4 separate regions of the Homo sapiens genome follow, and all the other regions are linked to region 1. Evidence: chromatin loops called from intact Hi-C (ENCODE). Cell type or tissue: chondrocyte. All regions are shown on one strand. Links, peaks and the distances in the headings refer to the core of each region. The heading gives the core; the rest is flanking DNA.

The links. Peaks named below come from ENCODE experiments on the same cell type or tissue, not always from the same donor. Only the 100,000 strongest peaks of a DNase experiment are listed, where the experiment ranks them.
Region 2: it touches region 1 in a loop (4-fold over the local background); 106 of 110 quality-filtered maps call a loop at or near these places.
Region 3: a loop joins it to region 1, with 2.7 times the contacts of the local background. A loop is called at or near these places in 18 of 110 quality-filtered maps.
Region 4: it touches region 1 in a loop (4-fold over the local background); 9 of 110 quality-filtered maps call a loop at or near these places.

Annotation. Positions count from the first base shown.
Region 1 is chr1:184,969,808-184,977,982 of GRCh38, forward strand. It overlaps NIBAN1 (niban apoptosis regulator 1), which reads right to left and starts at 4,701. Exons shown (of 14, transcript NM_052966.4): 1 at 4,495-4,701. The coding sequence starts at 4,549. RefSeq lists an enhancer at 3,886-4,055 and a silencer at 4,166-4,485. In chondrocyte, for the core only: no CTCF peak of the experiment used is centred there; a DNase peak (open chromatin) is centred at 4,604.
Region 2 is chr1:184,802,234-184,810,418 of GRCh38, forward strand. NIBAN1 (niban apoptosis regulator 1) reads right to left here. Exons shown (of 14, transcript NM_052966.4): 10 at 5,841-6,002; 11 at 3,713-3,823; 12 at 1,352-1,459. Among named protein-coding and RNA genes, the nearest start is that of EDEM3, 51 kb to the left of the region's middle. In chondrocyte, for the core only: CTCF peaks have their summits at 3,520 (motif pointing right) and 3,719; a DNase peak (open chromatin) is centred at 3,521.
Region 3 is chr1:184,824,133-184,832,317 of GRCh38, forward strand. NIBAN1 (niban apoptosis regulator 1) reads right to left here. Exons shown (of 14, transcript NM_052966.4): 6 at 7,715-7,830. All of the region lies in intron 1 of LOC107985238 (a long non-coding RNA gene), which reads left to right. Among named protein-coding and RNA genes, the nearest start is that of EDEM3, 73 kb to the left of the region's middle. RefSeq lists a silencer at 1,510-1,710. In chondrocyte, for the core only: no CTCF peak of the experiment used is centred there; no DNase peak of the experiment used is centred there.
Region 4 is chr1:184,056,913-184,065,097 of GRCh38, forward strand. The region is part of intron 3 of TSEN15 (tRNA splicing endonuclease subunit 15); the gene reads left to right. Among named protein-coding and RNA genes, the nearest start is that of TSEN15, 9.3 kb to the left of the region's middle. In chondrocyte, for the core only: a CTCF peak has its summit at 3,992; no DNase peak of the experiment used is centred there.

The DNA of each region.
Region 1 (8,175 bases), core at 1,836-6,835:
AGGTGTGAGCCACCAAACCTGGCCAGGAGTTTTAATGCCTGAACAAAACTGGAGTTCTGTTAGAAAAAGGAATGGGGGCTGGGCACAGAGGCTCATGCCTGTAATCCCAGAACTTTAGGAGGCCAAGGCAGGTGGCTCACTTGAGCTCAGGAGTTTGAGATTAGCCTGGGAAACATGGCGAAACCCCGTCTCTACAAAAAAATACAAAAAAACTACCTGGGCATGGTGGCACATGCCTGTACCCCCAGCTACTAAGGAGGGTGAGGTGGGAGGATCGCTTGAGCCCAGGGAGGTCGAGGCTGCAGTGAGCCATGACTGTCCCACTGCACTCTAGTCTGGGTGACAGAGTGAGACCCTGTCTCAAAAAAAAAAAAAAAAAAAATGGAGGAGTGGGAAAAAGATGTTGGGTTGACATACCACGGTGTCTACCATAATGCATTTCCTAACTTTCTCATCATAGTATATTGCCATTACTAGCCAACTTGGACTCTAAGATCACACTACCAAAAATATTCAGGTTAAGTCAGACCAGTTCTTATGCCCATCTCCCACCAACAAATTATGACCGAAGAAGCAAATGTGTGGACTAGTACGACACATCCACACTAAGTAGACTACAGATGTGTACAGCTCTCCCCATCCTCCACCTTGCCCATGGAGACTTCATTCTAGACACATCACTTTAAACTTTGTATCTAGCCACCTAAGTTAACCCTTGTATAAATAAGAGGGAACTTCCCTGAGAAAAATATGTGCTATTTTAAAGCTGAAACTCATTTCTTATTTTATAAGCATCAGATCATTGAGAAGCTTTTGGAGGAAGCCACTGGGCCCTTTATATATTATGTAACTGACTATGCAATAATAAATCCAGTGGGGGAAAACAGTTTTCCTAACTGGTATTTGCTGCTGGCAGGCCTGCAAGTGCCCACTAGGATCTGTTTATCCCATGGTTTTCAGCTGCGGCACTGACTGTCCAGTACTTTTCTGACCCTCCACAGGACTTCTTATGTGGGAGATCTTTCAGGTTTGCTTTCTTTTTGATTCGTTAAAAATTCAAGGGTAATTTTTAGAAGGAAATAAAATTATTGCATAAACAGGAAAACACAGTGTGGGGGGTTTTTTGGTTTTGTTTTGGGGTTTTTTTTTAAGCTATAGTTTAATTTCATGCATACCAAAAGCTTTACAGAAAAAGAGGCCGGGCATGGTGACTCATGCCTGTAATCCCAGCACTTTGGGAGGCCAAGGCGGGAAGACTGCTTGAGCCCAGAAGTTTGAGACCTGCCTGGGCAACATGGCAAAATCCCATCTCTACAAAAAATACAATTAGCTGGGCGTGGTGGCACACACCTGCAGTTTCAGCTACTCAGGAGGCTGAGGTGGGAGGATCACCTGAGCCAGGGGAGGTCAAGGCTCACAGTGATTGTACCACTGCACTCAGCCTGCGTAACAGAGTGAGACCCTATCTCAGAAAACTAAAAAAAGAAAAGAAAAGAAAACATGGCATAAAGAGAGAAGAGCACCCAAACTGATCACTGATGCCTGGAATCTATGAGCTTTCTTCCTCATTAAAAAAAAGATTGGCTGGGCACGGTATCTCATGCCTATAATCCCAGCACTTTGGGAGGCCGAGGCAGGCAGATCACAAGGTCAGGAGATCGAAGCCATCCTGGCCCACATGGTGAAACCCCGTCTCTACTAAAAATACAAAAATTAGCTGGGCATGGTGGTGCGTGGCTGTAATCCTAGCTATTCGGGAGGCTGAGGCAGGAGAATCACTTGGACCAGGGAGTCAGAGGTTGCAGTGATCCGAGATCGTGCCACTACACTCCAGCTTGGTGACAGAGTGAGACTCTGTCTCAAAAAAAAAGGATCATTTTAGGTCAGTGCTAAAAGCATCACTTAAGACTAACATATGACACAGCTCATGTGATCACAAGTTGGTCTCAGTATTATTTATTAATAGAAACATCTTATCAAGGGACACTACTGAAAGGCTTCTAGAAACAATCCTAAAAATTTATTCTGTTGTAAGAAACATGAGCATTGCCGTAATTTCCCAAACTAACATCTTTAGAAATGAAGTAACTCCTTAACGTAGATGATATATCTTTACCTGAAGATTAACTAAATCCTAAGAAACAATGTATTTTCAAAACATCCATATGACACAGATGTTTTGAGGCACACAAGGAATGGCAGCTGTTAAATGATTTGTCTTAAAGTAAAGGCTGATTCAGCGTCAGTAGCATACAGCGGTTTATGATGCATACAAAATAAAGTTAACAAAAGTCACTCAAAATATATTGACTAGCTACTCTCCTTGTTAGCAAAGTTTATCAAGCTTAAAAGAAAGTTATTGTCTCAGCTTCAGGAGCTTTCAAATCTATATTTCACTGATGGCTACTTTATGAGAAACAGGTCATAAAAGTATATTTAAACTTTACTGTCATACTTCCAATCGTTTTGCTTACAATTGAATCAAAGCTTGAGAATATTTATAGGCTAAAAAATGGGCAAAGAGGTAAAGATAGGGCTATGATTTTACTCAGGAACCTGGGCTTCAAAACCATCAGGAAATCACAGCCCTGTGACCCTCATTTGCTCATGCACTAACAATGTACAACACCATGCATTTTTCCAAGGTTCTTTTCTCTTTTGGCAAGACTAGCATTCTCACATGAAGTGATGAGTCTTTTTCCCTGGAGGTATTCTAACTTTAACTCTTCTCTTCCCTCTCCCACTACACATACCTTGCAAGTGCCCTCCTGAATATAGAATGAAGAGAGAAAGCTGAACAAGACTGGGAAATGTAATGACTGTCACACCATATGCTATAGGTTTACTCATTCAAACACTTGCATTACAAGTTCTTCATCTGCCCTAACTCCCTCGTACTTTTGTATATGTAATAATTTAATAGCTTTCAGAATAAAGAAATTAATAGCATTTTCTTATTATCTGAGTACAATGTTTGCATCAATAGCAACAAATGGCACGGCCAGGAAGTCTTCTTTAAGCATGTTAATCCTTCACATTGCTTAACTTCAAATGATTAGTGTACTTGGCCATGCGTCCACATTAGGTGCTCCTAAGCTTTCCAGTGAAATAAAGTCTTATATAAATGCCTTAAACACAACTTTGCTAACATTCAAATGCAAGCCCTTTCTCACTACGTTCTGTTGATTGCCCTTTCAGTCCCTATACACTGGTAACACAAGCATGTAGCCACATTTTTAAGACTAAGGCAGGCTTCATTTATTTCTTTTAAGCTTAGTTCAGCTCTTTTACTAATATAAATAAATCATCCGTCTTTTCCCCTTTAACAAACAAAAGCAAAGAGATACTTGACCAAGTGTTATCCCCTGACAGTACAGGTTGTTGAGGATCTTTTACCTCCAAAAGCACCAGAGCAGGAATCTGTAAAATCAGCTCCGTTGCTCTTCACGTACCCTGATTTGATATCTTTTTAAAACGGTCTTAAATGTTGTGGTGACTGAAAACAAATGTGGAATAAGAACACCAAATAAATGATTTCCTCTTAGGAAAGGATTCAAGGGCCAAATAAACCTAGAGTTTAATACATAGTCTGGAAGATATTTCTGAAGCCGAGGGTGGGGGATCTGGCGGCGGGGCGGGGGAAAGACAGTAAATTGGTAAGATAACCAAATGTTAGGTAGCGGTTGAAGGCAAGTTTGGGGTGGGGGGTGAGAAGAGGGGAGGCCAAATACGCCCAGGAAATAAAGGAGATAACGAGTCAGGACTTCCTGCAGTTTCAGTTCGGTTTGGGTTTTGTTTTGTTTGTTTTGCAGCCTCACGCTCTCTACTGAGTCCCCACATCTCTGAGGGTCTCCCTAAATGAGTTTCTCCCCATCTGTAACTTTCGGGCAGTTACAAAGCACGCCAGTGTTCCTCTTTTGCTTCGCCCCTCTCCGGGGCGGGAAGGGAACGGCATGACATTGTCCTTTTTGCCGCTGATGAAATCATCCTGCAAGTGCTAGGATGAAGTGCGAGCGAAGCTGCGGCCAACGCCGCGCTTTCCAAAGCCAGGCCAACATTACTAAGAGGGAAATTCTGCTTTAGCTGCCGGGAATCCCCAGGGGTATCTCTAGAAACGCGGGATATCCCCGCTGCTCTCTTGGCGGCCAGTTCAGAAACCGCTCAGAACTCAGTCCAGGGCAGGTACTGGAGGGCGAAGTGCGCCGGGCGGGGGCGGCACTGACCCCGAGGCGGCGGGAGCGGCGAAGGCGCCGGCGTCCCCACCCGCATCCTGCACCTGCCTCGCTCCCAAGCCCTCCCGGTCCCCGGTCCACACCCGCGCCGGAGCGCGCCGGCTGGGGCAGGAAACCCGACTCGCGCGGGCGGGCTGCGGTCGGGGATCCCCGCGCGCTACAGGGAGAGGGCCCGGGGCGCGCCCCTTGGGGCCCCGACCGCGGCAGCCAGCCTGGTGCACGGGTCAGGGTGCTCCCCAGGCCCCCGGGCGGGCGGGCGTACCTCGGATGTAAGCGCACTTGCCCTCGTCCAGCTGGCTGGAGGCTGAGCCGCCCATGACCGCGAGCTGCCTGTGCTGAGCGCGGAAACTGCCCGGTCCGCGCCCGCTGCTAGCTCCTGGAGGTTGATCCGACGGCGAACCCGGCTCTGAAATTAAGAGCAAACTTCCTTCGAGAGGCGAGAGACAGGAGGCAAGAGGCGTCGCCTTCTGGGGCGCCTCCTCCAGGTCCGCGCCTTCTGATGATCCGTGGGCCGGCCCGGGGGCTGTCTTCCCGCCCTCGCCTAGCTGGTGAGCTCCGACGGGCTGGCAACCGAGGAGGTCGGCCAGCTCCTCCTCCTCGCCCACGGTCACTTCTTGTTTTCATCCCTTTGGGGCATCCAAGAAACACCTTGGAGGAAGTGGACCATTTCTCAAGTGACTAAATCTCTGTGAGCTGGAACTTTCCCAGCTCACATCCTTCGAGGTGGAGCTCAAGATCACGTTGCCTTGTAAGTGTTGCTGTCCAAGAAGCAACAGTTCTTCCCAAGCATTACCTGGGAGCCTGTTAGAAATACAAAATCTCAGCGCTTTCGTCCACCACCCCTCTACACACACACAGACACACACACACTTAGAATCTGTGGGAGTGGAGCCCAGCAATCTGTGTTTGCACAAACCCTCCAGGGAATTCTGATGCCCGCTGAAGTTTGAGAACTAGAGGTAAACTATACCTTTCTGCAGGCGAGAACCTGGACCAAGGAGGGAGTGGGGAAATGAGGAAAAAAGGAAAGAGAAAAAAAAATGGAAAGACAGGGAAAAACTAAGGCTTGGTCCTGCAATATACTCCCAGCCCTGAAACTTCCTAAGACTTGATGAACGTCTGTCCTTACCCCTTTACTTTCCATTCCTCTCCTTAACTGGAAATCAATCATTAGAAAAGATATTTGTTCTTTTCCCACAACCACTATTTAGCTTGGCAGCCTCTCGGAACAAGACCCACTTGGGCAGAGGGGTCACCGCTGATTTCATCCTATTCTTAGTAGTCAGTTATTTTGCGACTCCTATTGACTTAACCTCAAGGTCAAATGGTCTGTATACACTAGAACCAGGCCTGAGGAGGACTTTGAAGGCTTTCCCACACACCCCCGCCTTCCCTATTAGCTAACTTGCACTTTAACACAATTATTTCATCACACTCACACCCAATCTCTCACACTCTACATTCCAATCTGTCAGTAAATCCTGTCAATTCAGCTTTTAAATATGTCCAATAGCCAACCAATTCTCATCCCCTCTACTGACATCCCATATCATTCCTCACCTTATTCATTACACTAGCTGCCTAACTGATCTACCTTCTTCAGAGAAAAGCCACGACGTCTATCAGGGCCTAGGTGGAGTTTCCTCTGTGATCTTCTCTACCACCACTCCTTGTTCTCTCTGTTCCAGCCCTACTAGCCTTTTTTTTTACTCTTTCTGAGACACATCAAGCTCAGGGCCTTTGCACTTGTTTTTCATTTCTGTAGGATGCTCTTCCTTCAGATATTCACATAGGTTACTCTCTCAGTCATTTCATTCAAGCCTCCACTTTAATGCTAGTAATTCAGAGAGGTTCTCCTTGACCCAGGAACACCAGCCATCACCTCTCTCTGCCACTTGCTCTTCATTATTTCTGTTTCATATCACTTAGTATCATCTAACACATATTTCTTTGTCTATCTTCCCCCACTGCGATGTAAACTCTATAAGATCAGGGATTTTCTTTGTTGTTATTGTTGTTTCTTGGGGCTTTTTCCCTCAAAATTTCTGTTTCCTTTTTTATTATTATTTTTCCTCTTATGGCAGGGATTTTTTTGTCTATTCTGTCCTCTGCTGTATTTCAAATGCCTAGAAGAGCACCTAGCATGTAGTAGGTGTCCAGTAGATAACCACTGAATAAGTGAATGAATGAAAAATAAAATGTAAAAATCTGTACTCAACAAAAACTGTGATCTCAAGCATTTCCAGATAACAACTCAATGATTTAAAATATTTAGTGTTGAACTCTTCTCTCAATACTCTAGTTGGCTCCTAGAATTAAGTGTATCTTCTTGGAGAAGTAATTTCTTTGACTATATAAATTGCTATAACTGTGCCTCAGAATACTGTTATTGTTATTGAAGAAAACTAGCTTGGATCTCCTGCCAGAAGTGTAGTTTTAGCTTGTCACCTCTACTTCAGGAATACTCTGAGAAAGGACTGATTATCCTCATCTACCCTTATCCACTCATTTGTAAATATTCACGGATGAAACAGAGTACAAAGATGGATTCACACAAACAAATGGAAAAACATTCAATGCTCATAGATAAGAAGAATCAATATTGTTAAAATGGTCATACTGCCCAGAGCAATGTACAGATTCAAAGCTCTTCCTATCAAACTACCAAAGACATGCCTCACAGAATTAGAAAAAAACTATTCTAAAATTCAGATGAAACTAAAAAAGAGCCTGAATAGCTAGTGCAATCCTAAGCAAAAAGAACAAAGCTGTTGGCATGGCATGATCTGACTTCAAACTATACTAGAAGGGTACAGTCACCAAAACAGCATAATGCTGGTACAAAAACAGTATACCAAAAATATTGGACAAAAACAGATACATAGACCAATGGAACAGAATAGAGAAATAAACCAGAAATAAAGGTGCACACCTACAACCATCTGATCTTCAACAAAGCTGACAAAAGCAATGGGGAAAGGACTCTCCCTATTCAATAAATGGTGCTGGAATAACTGGCTAGCCATATGCAGGTGATTGAAACTCGACCCCTTCTTTTTTCTTTTTTTTTAGACGGAGTCTTGCTCTGTCACCAGGCTGGAGTGCAGTGCCGCTACCTCGGCTCACTGCAACCTCTGCCTCTTGAGTTCAAGGGATTCTCCTGCCTCAGCCTCCTGAGTAGATGGGACTACAGGCGTGTGCCACCACACCCAGCTAATTTTGTATTTTTAATAGAGATGGGGTTTCACCATTTTGGCCAGGATGGTCTCGATCTCTTGACCTCATGATTCGCCCGCCTCGGCCTCTCAAAGTGCTGGGATTACAGGCGTGAGCCACCATGCCCGGCTGGACCCATTCTTTATATTATACCATACACAAAAATCAACTCAAGATGGATTAAAGACTTAAGTGTAAAACCCAAAACTACAAAAACTCTTGAAGAAATCTAGGAATACCATTCTAGACATAGGCACTGGCAAAGATTTCATGATGAAGACATGAAAAGCAGTTGCAACAAGAACAAAAATTGACAAATGGGACCTGATTTGACTAAAGAGCTTCTGCACAGCAAAAGAAACTATCAACAGAGTAAATAGACAACTCAGAGAATGGGAGAATATATTTGTGAACTATGCATCTAACAGAGATCTAATATCCAGAATCTGTAAGAAATTTAAAGTAGCAAGTAATAAACAAACAACTCCATTAAAAAGTGGGCAAAGGACATAAGCAGACACTTTTCCAAAGAAGACATATACACAGCCAACAAGCATATGAAAAAATGCTCAACATCACTAATCATTAGAGAAATACAAATCAAAACCACAATGAGATACCATCTCATACCAGTTAGAGAGCTATTATTAAAAAGTTCCGGTGGGGTGCAGTGGCTCACGCCTGTAATCCCAGCACTTTGGGAGACCGAGGCGGGCAGATCACGAGA
Region 2 (8,185 bases), core at 1,482-6,481, 170 kb before region 1:
TCAATGCCTCCTGATTAAAAAATTACAAGAGCCTCTTACAGATTGGGCACAGCACACTATGTTGATGCTTGGAAAGAGGGGAGCCGATGAGAAGGAGAACTCTCCTTACCTTTCTCCTGAGAGAAGGTGGATCTGAGGCCCCCAAACTGCCTTTGTGATTGAAAAAAAAAATCCTAAGCAGAACATCTGTGTGCAAACCCACCTAGCAGTGGACACCATCATCATTTGGCTGCTGAACTGTTCTGCCATGTAAGGCCAAAGGTCAATCCCTTGGCTTAATCAAATCCTTTCCTATGAAAGAAATATGCCCCACAAATAAATGCCAAATATATCTAATACGCTATGAGGATGTGAAGGAAAACAGCACTTACAGACTATAAAAATGACCAATGACATGTTGCAGTAAAATAACTTATGCAAAGGATTTTAACGTTCCAGTGCTTGGAGACTCTCCGAGCTGCCAAAAAGCCCTTTTTTAAATTCCAAAAACCTCTTTATCATTTGCTCCAAAACGGAGCAGGCCTTGCTTCAGGTTAATAGATTATTTTTGAAATGTAGAAGTAGTAATAATAATAGTGGTAGTAGTACTTGATACCATTTTCTGAGTGCCTATCATGTTTTAGGTAAGCAAGAACTGGGTTCACACTCTGGTGGTCACCAGGTCTGTGGCCTCGGCTCAGTGGCTTAACCACTCAGGTTTCCTCATTTGTACCATGAGGATATAAATAATACCTCCTCCCAGAGCTGTTTTCAGTCTCTGCTGGCCCATTGCTCTGCTCTACAGATGAAGTCACACCCTCGCAATCATGGTTCTCACTGGATGCTCAATGTTTGTAGAGGTTTTAAGTGGTTTCATTGATTTCATTAAACAACATTGCTGGATTTAACAGAACAAATATCCTGTAATTATGTTAGCTAATATCTTTTTTGGATACAGTGGTCAAGTTTCAGAGGACACGTTGGACCTATGAGTCATACTATAATGAGAAACACCTGGTATCCTTAGGTATTCTATGTCAACCCCTAGTTTGGCTCAAATTCAGATCACTGCCCTTTGAGATTTTGTCTAGTCCAGGGGTCAGCATATCTGGCTAGCATCTTGTTTTTGCAAATAAAGTCTGTTTATATATAGTCAATGGCTGTTTGTGTGCTACAACAGCAGAGCTGAATAGTTGCAACAGAAATAGTGCAGTCCATGAAGCTTAAAATATTTACTATCTGACCATTTACAAAAATGTCTGCCAATCCCTCCCTGGTCTAGTCTGCTGTTTGCCAGTACACATCACAAAAGAACTTGTTTGAACTTCAGAGGTAAGAAGAGCAAGCTCTTTAGGGTAACTCATCCCCTTACTGGTTTGCATGTGGACGCCAGTGCCTTCTGCACAGTGGGAAGTGTGATTTGAACTAGTGCCTCTTGAAATATCTTCTTTCGGATGGTGCTGCTGTCATAATCATATTGCTGTCAATAAAGAAACATATGTTAAATAGTAACATTACAATCTGTTGACTTATGTTTACTCAAAAAACTCAGCCACCCACTTCACCTCTCTTTTCCTCCTAATGTCTGAGAACTCTTGTATTTCCAAGGCCTCAGAGATCTTTCCATGTAATTCCCTCACACTGCAGGCACAGGTTATAACTGATAATGACCCATCTCACTCTTACCTTTTACAGGTATGGAAACTGAGGCAAGATCAAAACAGAATGGTGAGTTCTGCATTATAAAGAAGTTGGGGATAGAACTGGGGGGTGAGTTTGTATTTTATTACTCCTGTCCCAGGTAGGTCCATGGAAACCATGATCATCTATTACTCCACATCTTCAAACCAGGGTCAGTGGGTTGTAATGATTTGAACAAGGGAAGAGAAGGCCTGGCTAGTGGCTCCATTAACACTGTGACATGTTAACCAAAGAAGTTCAGTATCCAGAACAAGAAAGATGACGATTCTGTCTGTTCTGCATTGGACATCCCAACATGGAGACCAGGATTTAATTGTGGATCTCACTTCAAGGGGATCACAGATAAATAAGAGTATAGTCATAGGCAGCGAGAAGAATGGTCAGGCCAAGTGAAGAATAGTTAAAGAGATGAAGGTGTTTATACTGGAGATAATAAGTTAGGGCAAGTTATAACTCTATTCAAACAACCAAAGGCTGCCACGTGGAAGAAGGTTATGAATGAAGGGGGTAGAACTGGAATAACCAGTGGTGAGAACTTTGGCCTAACATGAGAAAGCATGTTCTTGCTGTCAAGAACTAAAATGGGCTATCCTGAGAGGTAGAAAGTATCCTGCCAGTGCAGGTGTCGGAGCACTAGTGGGACCACCCCTTGAGGGAACCTGCTGAACACTGAATATGAAGTTGAACTAAAGGCACTCAAAATCTCTTTGAAACCTGAGGTCCTAATATTTCAACACCTTTCTACATTTTTTCTTCCTTTCTTTCTGTACGCTAAAGCATTTGACACTGACACTATCTTTTTTTTTTTAGTTGCATTGCAATTTCATCATTATGTGTGTTATCATGAGCAATATTGGTGTTTTTTTTTTTGTTTTTTTGTTTTTTGTTTTTTGAGATAGAGTCTCACTCTGCCACCCAGAGCTGGAGTATAGTGGCACAATCTCCGCTCACTGCAAGCTCCACCTCCCAGGTTCACGCCATTCTCCTGTCTCAGCCTCCCGAGTAGCTAGGACTACAGGTGCCCACCACCACACCCGGCTAGTTTTTTGTATTTTTAGTAGAGACGGGGTTTCACCGTGTTAGCCAGGATGGTCTCGATCTCCTGACCTCGTGATCTGCCCGCCTCGGCCTCCCAAAGTGCTGGGATTACAGGCGTGAGCCACTGTGCCCGGCCCCAATATTGTTTTTAATATCAATGATTTAGTTGCTAGAGTTTCCTCTTGCCTGTGAGGCATCAAGATCAAGTCTGAAATTCAGAGACCACCCCTAGGCTCTGTGGGACTTTGATCTTCTGTTCCAAGGCAATGTTTAGGGGAACTAGAAGGCAGTAAAAAAAATTAGTGGACTAGGTGTATGATCGTTTATCCTTAAGCTCACCATTGATCAGCCTGTTGAGCTTAATTAAGTCACATTAGCTTTTACAGAATCAGTTCCTCATCTGTACAATGGGGGAATATTCTAGTTAATGCACAAGTTCTTGTGGGGATCAGGTAAGAGGCTTTAAAATATAACATATATGTGAAAGCTCCTATTATTAAAACTATTTTAATAAACACTCTGAAGTACATTTAAAACAATTTCATATGGTAGATTTCTTTTCTTTGGAGTATTTCCTTTGCCATGAGGTTCTGATTTTTCAAAATCAATAAATTATTCGCCAGTTTAATGGATTTTACTATATTGTAACCTCTTTGAAGAAAGAGGCTGTGCCTTGCCTACTTTTACATCCCATGCAGTGCTTATAGTGGACAGCTAATACGTGTTTGTCGAGTTGGATCTCTATGAAGGCTGGGACGCGGGGCCTGTAGCTGTGGGTAATGATGCTGAGGACCAGCAGTGGCCGCTAGATGGCAGAAGAGGCATGGAAGTCACACTGGAGAAACTGCAGCGGACTGACAGTCACTGGACTTGGGAGAGAAAGGAGTGGGGAAAGATTAGAGCCAAGGAGAGAACTTGGTATTTTCCACTTTACAAAAGAAACAGGGGTCACGTTCTCTTTTTATGCTTCCCACAAACAAGAGAACGGTTTTACCTTTAAGACTCGGAGTTTAACCTTCTCAATGGCAACTGCAGTTTTGGAGGCCTCTCCTTGGAGATGTGGGGAAAGCAACTGCTCAAAAGTGAACACTGCATTCTCCATTAGCTAGAAACCAGAAGCGACACAGAAACAGACAACAGTCAGGGGCTGGGATCACCACCCACAGGCCTGGCTAAGTGGGACTGCAGAGTAGGGGCCATCAGAGATGAGTCCCCTCGGCTGCTATTCGGTGGGGGTACCCAAGGCAACATCACCCCATCACCAGGGCTGTGAAACAAATGGTCACGTGGTCACAGTGGGAGCAGGAAGAAGTTGGAAAACCCAAGGCCATGGGACTGAGCAAGCATTCTGTCATCTCCCGTGGGCACTCCTATTCTTTGATACCTGCAGCCACTGATTAAGGGATGAGGCTGGAGCCTTCTTCAACTAGTTTTTGGTGGCACCTCCACTTTAAGTAGATGTAAACCGCTCCACAGCTTATCTCTCCCTCTCTCTGCAGGGCTGGGAAGAGAGGCAGGGTCAGGGATGGGTGGGGACAGTGGCTGACATGTTCATGGGTCAGAAAGCAGAAGTAGTTCAGGTATCTTATTCTCTGCACCTTTGCCTGTGTTCCCGTCACCAGGGTCCAGTATTACGAAAGAGACTTCTGCTAAACTGTTGCCCAATTTTGTTCCTCGTTCCTCTTTCATCCCTCACAACTCAAGGGTTAGTTAGCTAAAATGTATCACTTAATCCTGCCCATAACCTTTATGAAAAAAAAAGTTCTCCTTTCTTCCCCAAGCCCGTGGTCCCAAAGCATCCAATATATACCTTTTTTTTTTTTTTTTTTTTTGAGACACGGTTTCACTTTGTCATCCAGGCTGGAGTAGTGCAGTGGCACACTCTTGGTTCACTGCAACCTCTGCCTCCAGGGTTCAAGCGAGTCTCGTGCTTCAGCCTCCAAGTAGCTGGGACTACAGGTGTGCACCACCATGCCCAGCTAATTTTTTTGTATTTTTAGTAGAGATGGGGTTTCACCATGTTGGCCAGGCTGGTCTTAAACTCCTGACTTCAAGTGATCCACCCGCCTCGGTCTCCCAAAATGCTGGGATTACAGGCGTGAGCCACTGTGCCTGGCCACAATATATACCTTTATCATACCTTCAACATTGTAGTGAATTTATCTAAGAATTTGTCTCACTCAAGCTCCCTGAAGTGGGATCTGGTACAGTGTCCGGCCCACAGTAATCTCTCCTCAGAATATCTGTGTGAAATGGCATGGTGTCCTTTAGAGCTTTGGTGACCGTACCCCTTATTCATTTAGGAAACACTATAATACGGAAGGAGTTTGTGCTATTCATTCCTGTTACTGGGGAAAAGGTTCCTTATGAAAAAAAAAAAAAAGAAACCTGTCAAGTAGACTCAAGAAATTCAAATATGAAGCTGTGATTGATTGATTGGTTTACTCTTAATTACGTTAGGGAATTAATTTAAGCCAGTGGCTCTCAATCCTGGCTGCATATTAGAAACAGTAGGAATCAGGGTAGGGAAGTTCTATCAAAAAGTAGCCATATAGGCTGGGTGTGGTGGCTTATGCCTGTAATCCCAGCACTTTGGGAGGCCGAGGTGGGCAGTTCACTTGAGGTCAAGAGTTTGAGACCAGCCTGGCCAACACAGTAAAAACCCCATCTCTACTAAAAATACAAAAATTAGCCAGACATGGTGGCACATGCCTGTAGTCCCAGCTACTCAGGAAGTTGAGGCAAGACAATCACTTGAACCCGGGAGGCAAAGGTTGCATGCAGTGAGCCAAGATCATGCCACTGCACGCCAGCCTGGACATCAGTATTTCCCCCAGGTGATTCCAATGTGTAGCCAAGGTTACAGCACTGATTTGACAAATCAAGTAGTTATCAATTAATGCTACTTTATTTTTCTGAGCTATGTCTTGTCTATGATGTTCATCCACATGGATGGAAGATGAAGCCAGTGGAGGGACAGAACGTGTCCTCCCGCAACATGATGGCTAAAGAGACGCGACGTATTTCCCTGAGCTACACTAGCAGCTGGTCTCACTGGCCAGCACCCATTTCTCTGCTCTCTCTTTACCCTCATCCACCACGGATGCCCCTGCCACACCCACCTCCTGCATGTAGTTCTGTGTCCTCTGAACCACCAGATCAATGTGGGGGAATCTGAAGCGGCTCTTGAGATCCTGCAGGCGCTCGTGAAGCAGGTTGACTTTAGTATAACAAGGTTCCATCTTCACGGAATGCAGCGGAAGATTCATAAGCCGGTCTAGATGCTGCATTTTGGTGAAGGGAAACATTAAACACCCTCAGAATGAGGAGCGGTATTGCATATATATTGCATATTACATACATTCTAAGCAATCAAATGCAAGTTGTTAAAGTGAATCACTACTTGGATCCCTACATCTGTGACACCTTCAACTGTCTTATTTTCCTCCTGCAGTGGGTTCCTAGGGTAGCTGTAATGCTAGGACAGAAACCAGCAGAAACACCAACTGGATGAGAGGAAGACCCAGCGGTGCACCCACGGGGACTCCAGTCTTTGTAAGCTGTTGATGGACTCTAATCTCCCACTTCCAGAGCTCAAGAACCAGACAGGTAGGCTCTGATACGTGGTTGCTGCTGGGCCCCCAGGCTTCCAAAATCTTCTTTAGTGAGTGACACTCCTCTCAAAAAACGCCAGGGAGGTCAGGATGCTCCCTGGACTCCTGGACTTTGGAAGGGAAGCCAGAGTTCCTCACAATTCTATGAGGATCTGCCAGGGCCCACAGGGCTTCTCTCTGCTATAGGTTGCTTTAGGTGCTAGTGGATGGGAAGTGGATAGGCAGAGCCCTGTACTGGGAGAGGTATCCAGTTTGAAGAACTGGGGTCCCTCCTACTCTAGTTTGCACTCAGTCAATGAGGCCATTGGGCTTCCAGCATCATACCTCACCTGCTAAAGCCCTAAAGTGTTATCAACAAATGTTGTTGCAACAGAATGCATTCTGTTTTCCAAGCTTAGTTTAAAATCATTTTTTAAAGGAAATACTGGAGGTTTAAAATAAACAGGGGAATGGGTGGAGCAGAAGAAGGCAGAAAGAAAGGTTCTGAAAATGGAGGCTCTAGAGAGAACTGGGGAGTGAGGCAGGTTACATATGAATAATATAAGATGCACTGTCCGACTTTCAGCTCACGCAGAAGAGATAATCTAGATTTCTAGATTTCTCTAAACAGGAATTTTAAGAGGGCCCACTCTCATTATGCTTTAAAGGGAAAATACTGCTCCCTTTATGAAGTGAGTTATGGAGAGGTCCACTGAAGTGAAGTAAGGATCAAAAGCATGCTGTGGAACTTGCAGCTCCTCACCAAATGGAATGTGTCTATTTTTAAAAAATATCAATTAAGCAGACAGAAGAGGAAAAATGGGTTCCCACTTTGCTCCTATCAGATTGGCAAAAGTTTAATCAAATGATAACACCTATAGCTGATAGCAGTATGGGGGAGAAAGCCCTTATCATACACAATTAGTGGAAATGTAAAATTTAAATCCTTTTTTTTGAAATGCAATGGAAACATTTTTTAACATGAGAAATGTACTTTCAACCTGGCTATCTTGTCTTAGGAGAATATACTATAGAAATAAATACATCAGGGTATATGTGTGTGTATATATATATATACACATATATATGTGTGTGTGTATATATATATACACATATATATGTGTGTGTGTATATATATATACATATATATGTGTATACATAAAAATATTAATTTATTATGCTTTATTCATAATGCCAGCAATATTGAGATGAATGAATAAATCATGGTGTATCCATACATGAAACATCATGCAGCCATTACAAAGAAAGATTTAGAGCTAAAACAGTTACCTTGGAAACAGTTTCATGGGGTATTTTTGGAAGAGAAACTGATAAGCAGAGTAATGTATAAAATATAATCCCATTTTTCTTAAAGCAGACAATCTAAAGTCTAGCCTCTAAGGGTGTGTTTTATGTGCTAGATAAGAATGGGGAAAATACAGAATGGCATATGCTAAGTTGTTAACACGAGTTGCTTGAGGGGAGGAGGTGGCATTGGGGAAGGGGAAGAGTGAAGACAAGTAAAACAAAACAGGCTGCAATAAGAAACCCCAAAACATTTCTAAAATGATCCTGTTAATGCACAATTATATATGTGTATATATGCATAAAGAATAAAGGAAAAGAAATAGAGACATCTGGTTTTATCTACTGACTTGTAAGGATGTTCATCATGATATGTCAAGTATAAAACCAAGCTGCCAATTTATATCTTTTTCAGTGATTCTTAAACTGTAGGGTACACCAGAACCTCTGGAGGTCTTGTTAAAACAGACTCCTGGGCACTACCCCTAGATTTTCTGATTTAGTAGATCATTGGTGGGGCCCGAGAATTTGCATTTTTAACAACCAGGTGATGATGACACTGCTGGTCT
Region 3 (8,185 bases), core at 486-5,485, 150 kb before region 1:
GGCTTGCATCTTAGTCTGTGTCCCCTGGGACTATCATTCCTCCTAAGCCCTTCATGATCAAGGTATCAAAGTATCTCCATGCTCTTCGTCCCCACTGTCCCCCAAGCCCCATTGTCATCCTCTTTAATGTTTAGTAAACGAAGGGAGGAGCAGTGTGAAGAAGTGAGAATGACGTCTAGACCGACCAGAGCCCAGGTACCACTGCATCCCACCATGCAGTGCCTTCATCCAGCACTGGAGAAAGTCTGAGGGGATGCTCCAAGAGATACAGCCACATTGAAGGATAAACCACAGAGAAGATCAGCAAGGTTGTCTGCTTGACCTGCTTCTCCACAGCCAGAACCCAAGCCCCAAAAGGCCCCTGCTAAGAAGGAAGAGAAGGTACGCAGAAGGAAAAAAGGGAAAGGCTGGCACTGGCAAAGAGGGAAATAATCCTGCAGAAAATGGAGATGCCAGAACAGACCAGGCACAGAAAGCTGACGATGCTGGAGATGCCAGGGGAAGTGTGTGCGTTTTTGATAACTGTGTACTTCTGGTAACCATACAATTGGAAATACTATTTTTTTTTAAATGGAGTTTTATAAAAATGTAGAATGTTGTCTTACTTTTCTTAAAGCTATGTTATTATTACACAGAACATTTCATTTTTTCGGGGGGAAGGGGCATATGTCACTAATAGAATGTCTCCGAAGCTGGATTAATGTGGGGAAACACCTTTTCTTCCAGTTTTGAGAAACTTCCTCTTGGCTCCCAGGAGGGGGATTCCTGGCATTGACACACATAGCTACCTTGGCACAAACACCTTATGGTGTGGGAAAACTAAAATTCATTATTTCTTCTTCTCCCTCTCTGCCTTTAGTATGGTCTCAACTTCCTTAAACCCAGAGACCTGTTGGGACCTGACACCTAAAATTAATTAGCAGTCAGGTGGCCATCTGGACCTTCCAGTGACCCCTATTGAGAGGGCAGCTCTCAAAACAACAGCAGTTCCTTTTTTAGATTGTGGATCTCCAGACTGATGATTCTGCCATTTTCATTTCATTTCCTGAAAGTCAAGATTGGCTCATGAAAAGTTGTTAAACAACATGCTACATGTGAAATGTCAACCCTCACTGCAATCGAGAGTCTAAGCAAATGAAGATTTCACTGGGTTTTATACAGCTGTCTGATTTTGGTTCATTGAAGAAGAGAGTTTGGAAGTTGTTGTATACTGTTAGCAATTGTCTGCTCATGGCCTGTCTAATATACGATGATTGCTTACAAAAAGCATCTTTAATAAGACTGGATACAGTTTGAAAAAGGAAAAAGAAGGCAATAACCAATATTTTGGAACAAACAAATATTTGGAACATTTATGGGAGGGTATGAGATAATTAATGGGACTGAAACAAAGAAAAAGGAAAAAATAAAAAAAGAATATGGGAGGGAGTGTCTAAATTTTTCAAGTGTTTTTAAAAAATGTGTTCCCACATCACTCCTAAAATTTTGCTTGGCTCAATTAAACTATTTCTTGTGAATCTGAGCAGTATTCTACACATCCACTCATGCTACTGGCCCTTCCTTCTTTACCCCTGCTCCTGAATTGCAGCAGCTTTGCTGTTCAGATTCACTTTCACCACGAGTCTTTCAAGGCCCACAGCTCAGCTTGCAATCATAGGCTGCACACTAAGATTTACAAAAGGGGAAGCACAGTTTTAGGAAGGGAAGCAGGCAGAAAAGTAGGGAATCACTTGAAACATCTGTTCTATGAGTTTGAAATAATATTTGTCCAAAATAACTGACCTCCTCCTTTCACTTCTCATAAAAATTCAAATTATGCTTTGGGAATTAAGGAAGATTTGCTCTGAGGTCACTGGTCACTAGTGGAAATGCCCGTGAGCTCATTTGATCTTGCCTTTAATCAGGGCTCTGTCGCAGCAAGGTGTAACGCTTTCACTGAAGCAAATAGAAACACTCTCAGGGTGGAGGTGGACGAGCTATCCAGTCCCACTGTGCCTGTGGGTTGCTGGCAGAGAAGGTGCTTAGCTCTGGGCAGCAAGTGGGGCTCCTGTCATCTGCCAAGTGGATCTGCCTGGCGTGACAAAAGTTATGATGGGGACAGAGTTTCCACTAGCCCTGGTAATTCACTGGTGGGGATGTTTTTGACCTTTCTTCAGCCTTCTCTGGGGGCAGTCAAGAGATGAATCACCATTTTCTGTGGTGTTTAAGAGTAACCTAACATGCACAAAACTCCATGGAAATTAGCAGGTCCAACAATTATTGAAAGTAATGGCAAGAACCGCAATTACTTTTGCACCAACCTAATAGATTCAGTGGGTAATTAATAATCCACCAGCCCACCCTGCTCAATGGGATAAGTTCTTGTTTGGAACACATCTGCCGAAAGTGTGGTATGGGAAGAGTGAGCCAAGAGGAAGAGAGACCAATGCCAGAATTTAAAATCAGTGGGTTGACATTATGAAACTCAAGGGTCATAAGAATTGTCCCAATTCATCCTTTTGCAGAGACTGGTCAGAATTTTAGCATAAGTGTGAAATGGGTTTGAAAATATGAAAATGCTATATATAAAGGCCAAAGAAAAATAATGTTCCATTTGGGTGGGCTTATAGTTTTGTTTAGTCTTTCCCACACAATGTTCCAAGAAATTTGGCTCTATGTTACAACTTAGGGAATTAAAGGAAATATGTCTGCGAGGAAAAAGAGAGGGTGGGAGTGGGTTACGAGTGGCGGGGGGGTGATATGGTTTGGCTGTGTCCCCACCTAAATCTCATCTTGAATTGTAGCTCCTATAATTCCCATGTGTTGTGTGGGGGACCTGGTGGGAGATAATTGAATCCTAGGGGCTGTTTCCCCCATACTGTTCTAGTGGTAGTGAATAAGTCTCACCAGATCTGATGATTTTATAAGGGGTTTCCCCTTTCATTTGGCTCTCATTCTCTCTTGTCTGCTGCCATGTAAGATGCGCCTTTCACCTTCCTCCATGATTGTGAGGCCTCACCAGTAACATGGAACTGAGAGTCCATTAAAACCCTTTTTCTTTATAAATTACCCAGTCTCGGTTATGTCTTTATCAGCAGCATGAAAACGGACTAATACAGTGGGGGAGTGGGGCTCAGGGAATAGCCACAGGGCAGCAGAGCCTGTGGGTGCTGAAGCTCAAGTGCATCGCATCCCAACCACCATCCTCATCCTCCGACTTTCAGCCCCACCCTGCCCTGATCGAGTGCTGCCTGTCACCTCCCCAGAGCCCACTCTGGCATTCCCTACCATGGTCTGCCTTCCACAAGCAGAGTCTTAAGGTCTTGGGCTTTTCTAGAGAAAGTAGCTAATCTAATAAATAAATTGTAATAATGAAGGAATTCCCTAGCCTCTTCCCCTCAGAACAGTATCCACTGAATTTTAACATAAGTGACCTAAAAATACTTCAGTTTTTTTTTTTTTTAATGGGGGGTGTTGGCAAGGGCAGTGTTTTGTATACTTAACTGCTAGGACTTGGAGATTTAAAAATTCTATCACTCCTACAAGAAACTAAGCATGTCACTAGGTTGATCAAAACCAACAAACCCGGGATCGCCCCTTGAAGGCCACACCACAGTGCTTCCTTTCAGATGCTGAGCTGTCAGGAAGGTGTGGGGTCCAGAGAGACCACCCTCCTTCCTGAAGCAGGCCCCGCAGTCTCACCAGGCTGCTGGTCCAGGCCCCTTGCATTACTGAGTGGCCGTGGGTGAAAAAATCCAGTCAAAAGGAGTCACACTTAAGATCTTTCAGCAAAAGACAACTCTGGAGCACGTGGACAAGGCCTAAAAATGCGGGTAGTTTTGTTTTTTGTTTTTTTTTTTTTTTTCCGTCTTGAAACTGTTCTGTGGGAATTATGAGCTGTTCTCTAGCCCATCTTGGTATTTTAAAAGCAAATAATAAATATATCACATAGCTAGAGATACTTTACAGTTGCAAAGCCCTTTCCCTCATGATCTCATTTGATATATTTATATTGACAAGTAGAAAATATGTTGATGTTTTTACTGGCATACAAATATTTTCACCTTAACAGTCTGCCAGGCAAGTTATTCTGAGATAGTTGCTTTGCCTGAGCACTTGCCTAAAATAACCATCGCTATGAGGGCCTTCCATTCTTGCTGTGTGAGTCATTACTATGAAGGTAATGGAGCAAGGCTGGAAGTCTGAATGCAGGCCCCTAGGGTAGAGGGGTTCAGGACAGGGTTAAGATTAAGGTCTTAGCAGACAGGAAGAAAAAATGCAAATAAACCCAGCACTTTAAACAAAAGATGTCATTTTCTCAAACTCAGTTATGCTATGCCATTTTCTTTAACCACTTGGTAGCTTCTCCGGGCCCCTGGCCTCTTTTTTCTATGAGTCTTAGGGTAGACACTGCTTTACTGTTATGCACCATGTCTTAGAGTCTGAGGGGAACTATAATCCTTACCTGGCCTCACACAGTAAGCTTTAGAGGCCATTTCCTTTTACCAGCTTCTCCAAGCCGGTTTAAAATGCATTTCTGTAACAGACTAGTTTTCTGACTTCAGCCAACTGCTCTGAATGTTCTTTCTCTTACCTGTAGGGTGCTGGACAAATAATCCTGAAATGCCCCTCCAGCATTCACATTTTATTAGTCTGTTATTTTACCAAAACACTTAAATTCTGAGAGAAGCAAAACCATTTTTTTTTTTTTTGAGACAGGGTCTCTCTGTTGCCCAGTGTAGTGGCACAATCACAGCTCACTGCATCCTTGACCTCATGGGCTCAAATGATCCTACTGTCTTGGTTTCCCAAATAGCTGGGACTACCTGCACATACCACTGTTCCCAGCTAATTTGTACAAAACTTTTTGAAGAGATAGGGTCTTGCTATGTTGCCCAGGCTAATCTCGAACTCCCGGATTCAAGCAGTCCTCCCAACTTGGCCTTCCAAAGTGCTAAGATTACAGGTATGAGCCACCACACCCAGCCCCTGTGAAACTTCTTAGTGGGACACTTGATACCTCCAGTGATTTCTGATCTCTTTTCTGCTTTTTTTGTTTTGTTTTGCTTTCCCACTTAAAATGTTTTTTATCCTGCAAAACTAGGAGCTTACTATGACCACTTGCACAAATGCTTTACAATCTCCATCTATATAGAGACCCATATACATATACCCCACACACATATGTGCCTTGTCTTCTGCATGTTTTCTATGTGTGTCTCGCCTCACCATGATGGCAAGGGACGAGTCATTTCTCTCTCTTCCAACTTACACCACTTAGCACATAATCAGCCTGAAGCCAAAACAAACTCAAACTCAACTCCCAGAAAGGATTTATTAAATACATATATTCTTTTTTTTTTTTTTTTTTTTGAGATGGAGTTTCATACTGTCACCTGGGCTGGAGTAGGGTGGCATGATCTTGGCTCACTGCAACCTCCGCCTCCCAGGTTTAAGCAATTCTCCTTGCCTCAGCCTCCCAAGCAGCTGGGATTACAGGACCGCCACCATGCCCAGCTAATTTTTTTCTATTTTTAGTAGAGACAGGGTTTCACTGTGTTGGCCAGGCTGGTCTCGAACTCCTGGTCTTGTGATCTGCCCGCCTTGGCCTCCCAAAGTGCTAAGATTACAAGCGTGAGCCACTGCGCCTGGCCTAAATATCTATTTTCAATGGCATCATGGAGGAATGTAAGTTCACATTAGTTTCCAAGTGAAAGAAAAAAGTGAAGCAAGTGGCATAGCTGAACTCAAGGAGCTATTAAAAAATAAATGTGTAACTTAGTATATTCCCATGGTTGGTGTTGGTCTTTCACTCGGCCAGGATCAGAAGCCATCATTGCCTTTGCATTTGTCCACTTAGCATGTAACTCTGAAACTATCAGCTCCACAGGGCCAGGACCATTCTGTCTTGTCCATCTCTGGGTCACTAGCCCCCAGCACATTGCCCGGCATAGAGTCAGTGCTCAGTAAATAGTAGTTGAATGAATGAGACTAGGCAAGTCACTTAGCTGTTATATGCTTCCCTCAGTTTTCTCATTTACAAAATTGAAATAACAATAACTGCCTTACCCATCTCATAAGATTGGCAAGACAAACACCATTAGGTTTCGAACATTGTCAAGTATCACACAAAAGCATTTGACTACTCATCTATCTATTAACTATGTTGGCTTACATGGCAGGCCAGCCAGTGTCAAGTGCTTCAGCCTCCCCTTCTGACACTTTTGTTTTTCTTAATGGCATAAGTACATAACTATTTAGTTCTCTCACACTTATGAATGGCTGTGCTTCCCCAAAATATCAGAAACCAAGACTTGTTTAAAATTCTGAAAGAAGCAAGTCTCAGGTTGGGAAATAGATGAGTTTAGAATCTACCAGACAGAAAAAAAAAGAGAGAGAGAGAAAGAGAAGATTCTGATGGTAAACACATGTTTTCATATGGTGAAACAATAAAGAAGAGCTCCCTCATGAGTTTTCAGCATTAGCTGTTTAATGACCACACAGAGGCAAGGCACCATTCAGCATCCTCCAAATATTGTTCTCTAATAATGAATTTCACTAGCTCCCAAAAGAGGTACCCTAGGAGATGTGGAAAAAAAAAATAGTGGGGCCAGGCGTGGTGGCTCATGCCTATAATCCCAGCACTTTGGGAGCCCGAGGCAGGGGGAATCACGAGGTCAGGAGTTTGAGACTAGCCTGGCCAACATGGTGAAACCCCATCTCTACTAAAAATACAAAAGTTAGCAGGAGTGGTGGCATGCATCTGTAGTCCCAGCTACTCGGGAGGCTGAGGCAGAAGAATCGCTTGAACTAAGGAGGCGGAGGTTGCAGTGAGCTGAGATTGCGCCACTGTACTCCAGCCTGGGCCACAGAGCGAGACTCCTCTCAAAAAAAAAAAAATAGCATTCTTAAATACCGTGTTACTTTATGTAAATATGCCCGTACCCAGCCTCCTCTTCTTGGGTGAAGCAGCCATGTGACTGGTGTCATCATGGAGGCTGGGGTCACATCACAAAGCAGTTTCCTTAGATTTATAATACTGTCCCTGGGACCAAGCCCACTGAAGTGCTTAGGCCATGATTGGCATCTAGTCAGGATCATGAGGAATTATAATGTACCACAGGGCACAGAAAACTAGAAAAGATAAATTAAATATATAGAAAACTGTCTAATGCTTTTTGAATTTGTTTTTTTCATTACTTCATTTACATATAATTCAATAAAGACAGCTGCGTACCAAATACTTCCCCAACTGCACTTCACTTGTCACGATGATGCAAGGTAAACATTATTATTCTTATTTTTTCCAGAGGAGTAATCTAAGACTAAAAGAGGTTAAATAAGTTGGCATGACTGAAGTCCAAGTTTGCGGACCCTAGCTAAAGCCCTGTCATGCACTTCGCACTATTCCTCGGTACTCACACTTGATTCTAGTCTGGAAGCACGAGGTCATTTGAAAGAGTAATTCTTTTCATAGAAAACAGTGGAGGCAGCTCTTTCCACTGTAGTTGTCATGTTTTTGGCTGCCCTATTTCATGCCCAGTCTGGTGGTCTTTGTAGTAGGTGCCCAGTAGTTTCCTGACCAATGCTTGCAGACATGAGAGAGATGGTCTTTGGAACCACATCTTCCATACTTGCAACTTTTCTGTTTGATTGTTTAATAAAATGACCCTGACTTCGTATCACCCAAATACCCAAACACAGAGAGAATCCAAAATTTTGAACCCCATATTACCTGGATTTCATCCCCAGTGATCATTTCCCAGGAACCATAGTGACCCTTCTCCTGTCGGAAGAATTGCACAGCTTCTAAAAAGGCTTGGGCTTCAAATGTCATCTGCTTCATGTAATCTAAAGAAAAGAAGAAAGGGCATTCAGCAAGATAAAACACTCTAGATTTCCCCATAGCTCTTCAAGTGTAATGGCTCAGAGACCTAGCATTATCTGAAAATGACAAGGCATGGGATTATAAGACACAGAGAAAGTTAAGCAAGTACTGAATTCAAAGTTAATTTGCAGGTGTACATCACACTACTTGTTCATCGTCCTAGCTGATGAATTCTATCAGTTACTGAGCATAGTGGTTAGGACTAGAAGGAGGCCCGTCTCCTTTACCCTCTCTTATACATGCTCCCCTATCCACCCACAGGCACCCAGCGCCTTTACGCTACCAGCTGTGACACCTTACTCAGAAAGGCCGTCCCTT
Region 4 (8,185 bases), core at 1,291-6,290, 910 kb before region 1:
AGCCTCCCTTATGCATTTCTTCTTTAGAAGCTGTAGCAGGCAGCTTCTAAGATGGCTTCTCCTAATTCTGGTATTCACTCCCTTATGTAACTCTCTTCCCTTGAGTGTGACCTGGACTCAGTGACTTCTTTCTAATGAATAAAATTTGGCAAAAATGATAGGAATGTAACTTCTAAGATTAGGTTACAAAAGACTGTGGCTTCTATCTTGGGCACTCTCTCTTGCTTACTATAAAGGAAGCCAGCTGCCACGTGAGCTGTCCTACAGAAAGTCTGAAAATAGAAAAGAGATGACAATTATTGATGGAGCAAGATTCTTGAGAGATGAGGAAGGATGGATTCAAGAGGATAGTGGAGGAGAGTAATATTGAGCATGTAAAGGGGTGCTGTAAACCTCTGAGAGTGGGGTATGGGAAGAATGAACAAATGAAAACACAGCTCTATTTGGGTGGCATATAAGTAGGGAAAAGAGCAGAGCCTCTTAAATTCCAGCATGAATACCGTTGATGAATACTTAACATTTTTTCTAGCTGACTATGACTGAATACATAGCAGTCTAGTAGAAAGAGCCCCAGACTATAAAGTCTTAAGACCTGGGTTCTAGTCTTGGGACTGACACTTAACATTTTGTTTGATGTTTAGCAACACACCTAATTTCTCTGGGTTTCAGTTTCCTCGTCTTATTTTGTTGTTGAGGGATTTAGATTACCAGTACATGCAAGATCCCTTCTAAATTAAAGCTGCTGTAACTGGTTATTTTCATTGTGCATATTTCATAAAGCCATATTAAACTAAATTTGCAGATTTCTATGAAGTATTTTTTGTATTTATTATTCATAATGAGAATTGTTTTTTAATATGTCAGTCTATTCATATGCTTCTTTGAGAAGCTCCTTACTGTTTTCTCTGTGTTTGAGAATTACAAATAGTTGTTAGCATTGACATCAGATTTAATCGCTAGTACTTTCCGGTTTTTACTAGCATGATTTCCAAGCCATCCTATATCCAAGAGTCTTAATTCATTCCTCAGAACTCATTACTTCTGTCTTTTAATTACTGTAACAAATATTGTCCTAGCTAGTATTAATGTTATATTATTTGTTTGGACAAGGAGCTACTATTTGAAATTAACCTGCATTTATTCCTAAAAAATAAAATTAATGAAAGCAATAGCCTATTTTAATCAAAATCATTTCATAAGTCTAGAAGTACAAATTTGTTTCCATTGTTAATTTCTAGTATTTTCCAGGTGGTAATTAATGCTTTTCTAGCTTGAATGGCTAAAGCTTGTTTTCTTCTTCAAGTAGAATTAGTTGGAATGATAACTTGGTAAGCCATTTTGATGCTGTTGCATTTAATAACTGAGAGAGCTTAAATCTTTATGTCTTGTTTTTATATAAATATTCTTAACTATATTATACAGTAGAATACTAATATAGAATGTAGCACAAATGAGGCCTGATACATACTAGATTTATATGCCTTTTAGTGCATAACATTTTCTCAACTCAAACTATGCAAATAACTTTTTAACAAATGGAAATGTGTGGGTGTATATGTGTGTATGTGTGATTTCATTATTCAGTCTTTAACAGGGCAGTCTTTTAGGTAGTAGGCATACTTTTATCTATTTTTACTTTTAGTGTATTTTATAATATAAAATGTTATATATCTAACAGTAATGCTGCAATTCCAGCCTTTCATAGTTAATGTGGGAATTTTTCTGTGTTAGTAACACAGAGAAGAAAATGATTGATGTTGAGTCTCTGATAACCTTGTATAGCAAAGAAATTCATTGGGACATGTCCTAAAAGTATTTGGTGGGAAGATGTGAGGGCAACTCACCATGAAAGAAAAAATACTTTTTATTTAAGAGGGAAAACAGCTTTTACTTATTCAGTGATAAAACATCTACATAAATTAACGATTCTGTTTTCACTTTTAAATATTATTATTTGTCAGATAATATTGCTTGGGCTTTTTGGTCTTAACAATTATTTATTGAGTGACTCTTATGTGTCAGGCAATGATCTAGGTGCTGGGGATACCATGATAACAAATACTTTCATGACATCCTCATGAAAGTAGTATTCTAGCACTGAATATTCGCTTAGAAAATACTTTTTTTTTTTTTTTTGGTAATTGTTGGATGGAATTTTAAAAAACAGAATTGCCCTTTGTTCAGATATTTAATTGAATGTGTGATTTGGGACTGCCTTCACTTATTTTGTAGCTAGATAATTGAATAACAAGTATTATGGAGTACTGATAAGTAGTTTAACAGGGATATGTACAAAATTATGTCAAAACCCAGAGGAAGGACAGGAAAAGTCTCTTTAGCCAGTAAGAGACCATGGTTTAGTAGGGTAACTGCAAGTAATTAAGCATGATTGCCTACCTAGCATGGTGTCTAGTCAGAGTAGGTGTCTAGTAATATTCCTTAAGGCAGCAAATGAATGAATGAATGAATGAATAAAATTTCAGAGAAAAGAGGGAAAGGATGGAAAATTAGATGGGAAAGTTTATTTAGATTATGAAGGCCATCATTGTTTTTACTTTTTTGCTATTACTAATGGTATTCTAATGAATAGCCTTGTGAGTACCTCCTTGTACTCATGTATGAGAGTTTTCCTAAGAATAGCTGGGACATGTATACCTTTATACCTTCTTTTTTTTTGAGATGGATTCTGGCTCTGTCACTCAGGCTGGAGTGCAGTGGCACAATCTCGGCACACTGCAGTCTCCGCCTCCCGGGTTCAAGTGATTCTCCTGCTTCAGCGTTCTAAGTAGCTGGGATTACAGGCATGCACTACCATGCCCAACTAATTTTTTGTGTTTTAGTAGAGACAGGTTTTTGCCTTATTGGCTAGGCTGGTCTCGAACTCCTGACCTCAAGTTATCTGCCCGCCTTGGCCTCCCAAAATTCTGGCATTACAGGTGTGAGCCACTAGGCCTGGCCTATCCCTTCATCTCTACTGGTTATTGCTAAATTGTTTTCAAAAGGATTATTACCAGTTTACACTTGCACTTGCAATGTGTAAGTTTTCACAGACTGGGAGAAGATTTATAACATGTGCATAACTGACAGGTTAATTTAGAATTAGCTTCTGTGATTTCAGAAAAAAAATCCCAATGGGAAACATGGGCAAAGAATATGAACAGGCAACTCACAGAAGAGGAACTCAAATGCTCAAATATGTTTGTAAATGAAGGAATTACAAATATAAAATGTGTTTGTGTTGTCTTAACTTTGAAGAAGACTTGCAGACAGTTTGTTTTTATTTTTTGACAGAAATAAGGTACTGTTTAATGGGGAACTTTTGAACAGAACTACAGCTAGCACTTAGAGAGTCTCTGAACAGTTTAGGAAAAGGAGCTCCCTCTCGACATGCAAAGGAAAATGTCTCTTCACTAAGGTTCAAGGCTTGGCGAACAATGAAGGCCAGATTTTAGATCCACTTGTGCCAGGCACCGTTGTGCAAAGCACAATCTGCATATCTGTACATGATGCCCTGCCCCTGAAGCATGTCTGTGGAGTCTTAGGTTTCCACAAAGAACACTATGAAAATTACTGCTAAATGGGTGGTGTCATTGAAGGGCTTTAAGCAAGGAAGTGAGACTATTGTTTATTCTATGTGGTTTTAAGAATACTTTGCATTTGCAGAGAATGTTACAGAATTTCAAAGTATTTCAAAATATTTTTACAAGTAGACTTTCATTAAATCAGCACCAAAATCCCTAGTGGTATACGGGGTGTTTGTTTTATCCTAACTTTACATACAAAAAGCTGAGGTTAAAAGTATATTTTCATTTGTACCCCCACTTTTTCCAAAAGATAATAAAAGATTAAGTGAGCTGTACCACGGTCTCAGTTAGCCTCACAGCTATTAGAGTTTCTCTTGCTTTATTGGTTTTTAAAAAGATTTTATTGTAAATGAAACTAGATACGGAAAACCACACAATACCAATGTATAAATTAATGAGTTATAAGGCAAACGTCTAGAACTCTTGTAATTATAACTAAGTCAAGAAATAGAACTTTTCTAGGCACCCCACAAACTTTTCAATGTGCCCCATCCCAATCATAATCTTTCTTCCCCCCCAAAATAGCCATTATTCTTTCTTTTATAGTAATAATGGGCTTTGGCCCATATATTGTTCCCAGGACCTCTTAGTGCTAATTTGTCTTTTGACTCTCACTCAAGAAAGAATGTTGGAATATCACTGGTGAGACTGATAATATTATCAGGAATATTAGTTTTATATTTAAAAATACCCTGCCAACTTTACTACTCTATTGTTAGAAACAAATTACTTGCCACATACTATACAACCAACCTCAGCATACCAGTTGTAAATCACCATTTTAGACTGTGCGTCTTAGCTGCTTGAATATAGTGCTTTAAAAAATGCTTTGTAGTCCTCAAAAAACCTTAAATAACATTTTTATTAGTAGGAGAGTTGGGTAGCATACACAGCTGTAGAGCCAGAGGAGTTGGCAGTTTGCTGGAGCTACAATTTCTTATTATTTACAAAGAGCATATAGCACATAAGGCCTGATAACTGTCTCTTTTATTGAAGGAGACAAATTTTATAATCTGTTGTTTGTAAAACTGAACCAAACTCTGTCATTTACATAGTTAACTACAACTTAGTTATAAAGTATTTCCCTAGTGATGACAAATAGTCCCACTGTTTCAGTCACCACTTGACTGTTATGTGGCAGAGTGGCATGTATATTTATATGGTTTATTATTTATTTTATGGTGTATATGTATTTTCTGCCTCCTTAAAAAGTAATTGTTCTAAGGAGTGTTTAATGTTATATCTGTGTGCTATTCTAAGAATGCCTGAACAGTTTTTAGTGTCTGCTTCCCACTTACTTTCCCAGGCTTTAGACCTGGTGGTTTTGTTTACATACTTTCTGGCAAGAGTGTCGACAGATTCCATTACAGGGTGAATGTGTATTTGAATGACTGTGAGTGAATGCATTACTTTGAGCACAAGTACGTTTTGTGTTTAGCATTTTCTGTAAAGCAGTTATATATGATATGTGATCACAGTTAAAACACTTTGTCATATTTTTCAAGTTTCAGAAGGTCTTGTGTGTAATAGTCCTTATGAAAATATTGATTTAATGTTATTTCCTGATCTGTAATGGGGGAATAAAATTGATAAAGTGCCCATTTCTGATTATCTAGTGGGAAAATTTTGCTGATGGAGTATGAAGTAATTAATTGCTAGTGTTTCTTGTTTCTCTCATCTAAAAATACTTCCTAAAGCTAATGTAAAATAATTTTTAGTTTGCATTATAATGCCATATTAAGTTGTATATTTGCATGGTATCCATATGGACAGTACTCTAGATTGTTTCTTTGCTAAATTGAATCTAAGGAATACATGAAGCAACTTTGGTAAATGACTGTAGAGGTACAGTTTGCTCAGACAAAGCAATGGTATAAAATCATATTCATAGATACACAGAGATGAAAGAGATCTGATGGATTTAAAGATGAGACAACAAGAGGAATACTAACTAAAACTAGTGACCTATCTTTTTCAGTGCTAAGATTGCAAATGAAGTCAAATTTATGTTCAGATAGCCTGATTAGCTTCACTTTGGACCACCTTGGGTCCATTGGTATTTATTGAGTACCCTAAATGGTAAAAGTATACTATACTGAAATTAGGATAATAGTATTACAATTTTCTGTAATAGTAGTAGTACTACAGGTAGTTGCAAATGGGAAAATATCTTAAGTGACTTATACAGGGACTCAAATTATAAGGGAACAAAATGGTTTTCTAGTCTTTAACTACTGGTAGGGTTTTTTTTGTTTGTTTTTTTTTCCCCCTCATAGACCCAATGTCACCTCCCAATTCTAATGTAAATTTTGTTTCTTCAGTAAGATACAAGAGGTGGGAAAACCTTAGTTGACATATTTTAAACTCATCTGTGGTTATATGTAAATTAAAAAAAAGCTGAGCGAAGTGAAATGTCTTATACAATTATAAAATCCAGGCACAGTTAAGATACAGCTTTCTGAAACTATTAATCTCCTTTTCTTTCCCCAAAGGATTGTAGTTCCTTCCTTAGTAATACGTGAATCATTCATCCTTTCAAACCTGACTAAATTGTAAATGGTTCTTTCTTCTCAGTGTCAGAGAAGAATAGTGGATGGGAGAATGGAGCCTCTCCCATCACCATTTTGTTCCCCTAGGACCTCAAATAGTGGCATTTCTTTTGTTGTTATTGTTTCGTGGCAGTTGGTAACCTTTCTAAATTGAATACACTCAGCCATCTTATCTGAGACAAAAATATTTCAAAAGTTCTTCTTGGCATCTGCATATTACTTGGGAAGTTTAGAAAAAAGATGTAAACATTCCATATACCAAATTGCTCCTTTGCAAGCTTAGCTACCATGAAGCTAAAAGTCTAAGAGCTTTTAAAAGTTGGTTTGAATAAAATTATTTTGGCAAGAGTATTGTACAATTAAAGGAATTTATGCCTTAAGAGAAGTGAAAATAATTCTGTGCACATTAGAAATGAATGTCAGAGCCAAAGTTAGGATTCCTAGCCTGTGGTGATTTGCTTAATCTGATGCTTAGCTTATTAATGCATATCATATCCTATTTCCCTCAATGTTGTTTTCAAAAGAATGTACTCTCTTTTCCTCATACATTGAATCCGATGAATTTTAGTTATTTTTTCTTTGTCAGAATTAATTTTTCCCAATATAGCTTTTAAAGACTGCCAATAGTAATTTTTCTTTTTTAAAGGACATGATTAAAGAACATTTTATTAGCTGTTTGTATTATCACAGCAGTAACCCAGATAATATAAATGGACGAATTATTTATTTTTAAATCCATTGCCTTTGTGTTTTCATGGGGAGAAGAAAAAACCTAATATTTTAAAACCCCGAGATGTGTAGGGAAAATTAAAAATTTATTTATTGTTCTTACCCATCACTAAAAATGTTATAAATGTATTTGATTTTACTTTTTATTTAAATATAATTAATACAAACATAATTATATACTACCTAGAGGCAAAATTTGGTTTTAGGATAGAATAAAAAGGTAAATTACAAATTATTCCAGTATTTTCTAAGTTGCTTATTTATTTATTGGCTGCCTGGGCTCATCGGGTGCAAAATATTATGGACTTTGCCTACAAGATGCTAACAGTCTGGAGCTGAGATGGACAGTCATTTACATCTAGTGTGATAAACGTAATGACAGATATGTACAGGGTACTGAGGAAGACCACAGAGGGAGGAGACCTAACTTTGACTGGTGGGATAAAGAGACAAGAGAGTCTGGGAAAACTTACTGGAGGACAAGATGTTTGAAATATGCAAGAACAAGGAACAAGGATGGGAATGGATGCCCTGGTTAAAGTAATAACATGAGCAAGGTATTGAGGGCTGAGAGGGCCTGAAATTTGCCAATAGTTCATTATGACTGGGTATGTAGTAATGGCAGAGAGAGTACCTGCCTGCAGTTGGTGAGAAAGCCCTAGATTGGTGTGGCATGGGTGGAGAAGGAGTGAGTATGTGTGATACAAGAGATATGGGAATGATGGGAAAAGGAGGGGAGGAAAGGAGAGACAGACATAGAAAAAATATGAAAAAACAAACAAACAAACAAACAGCTCTCCTCCTGGGAAGTAACAGTTCAGGAGAAGCAACCTCTTAAGGATTAAGGAAGTCAAAGGTAAGAGAAAGTTAAATCAAGAGTTTTGCCACTACAAAATCTGTAGGAAATCCTGAAACAAAGGTGGGAAAATTATTTGAGTCAGAATATTAGGAATTGTAATGCTTGTTTCTGTTTTCTGTAATGGATACCAATTACAATGTGCAAATCTGTAAGGATATAGATGTTTAGCTATTAATGCAAGAACCTAATTTGGGGATTTGAGGAGGTTAAGTAACTAGGGTTTAGTCATCTGAGCTTTTCTCTTCATTATACTCACTCCCTAAGCGGCCTTATCTGGTTCTAAGGTTTTAAATATCATCGATATACTGATGACTCCCAAATTTTTATCTCCATCCCAACCTCTTCCATGAACCTCAGACTCATATATGTAAGTGCCTACTTGACATCTCCGCTGTGATCTAAAAAAGGCATCTCAAATTAGCATGTCCAAAAAGAAATCTTGATTTGCTCCTATACTTTCTCCT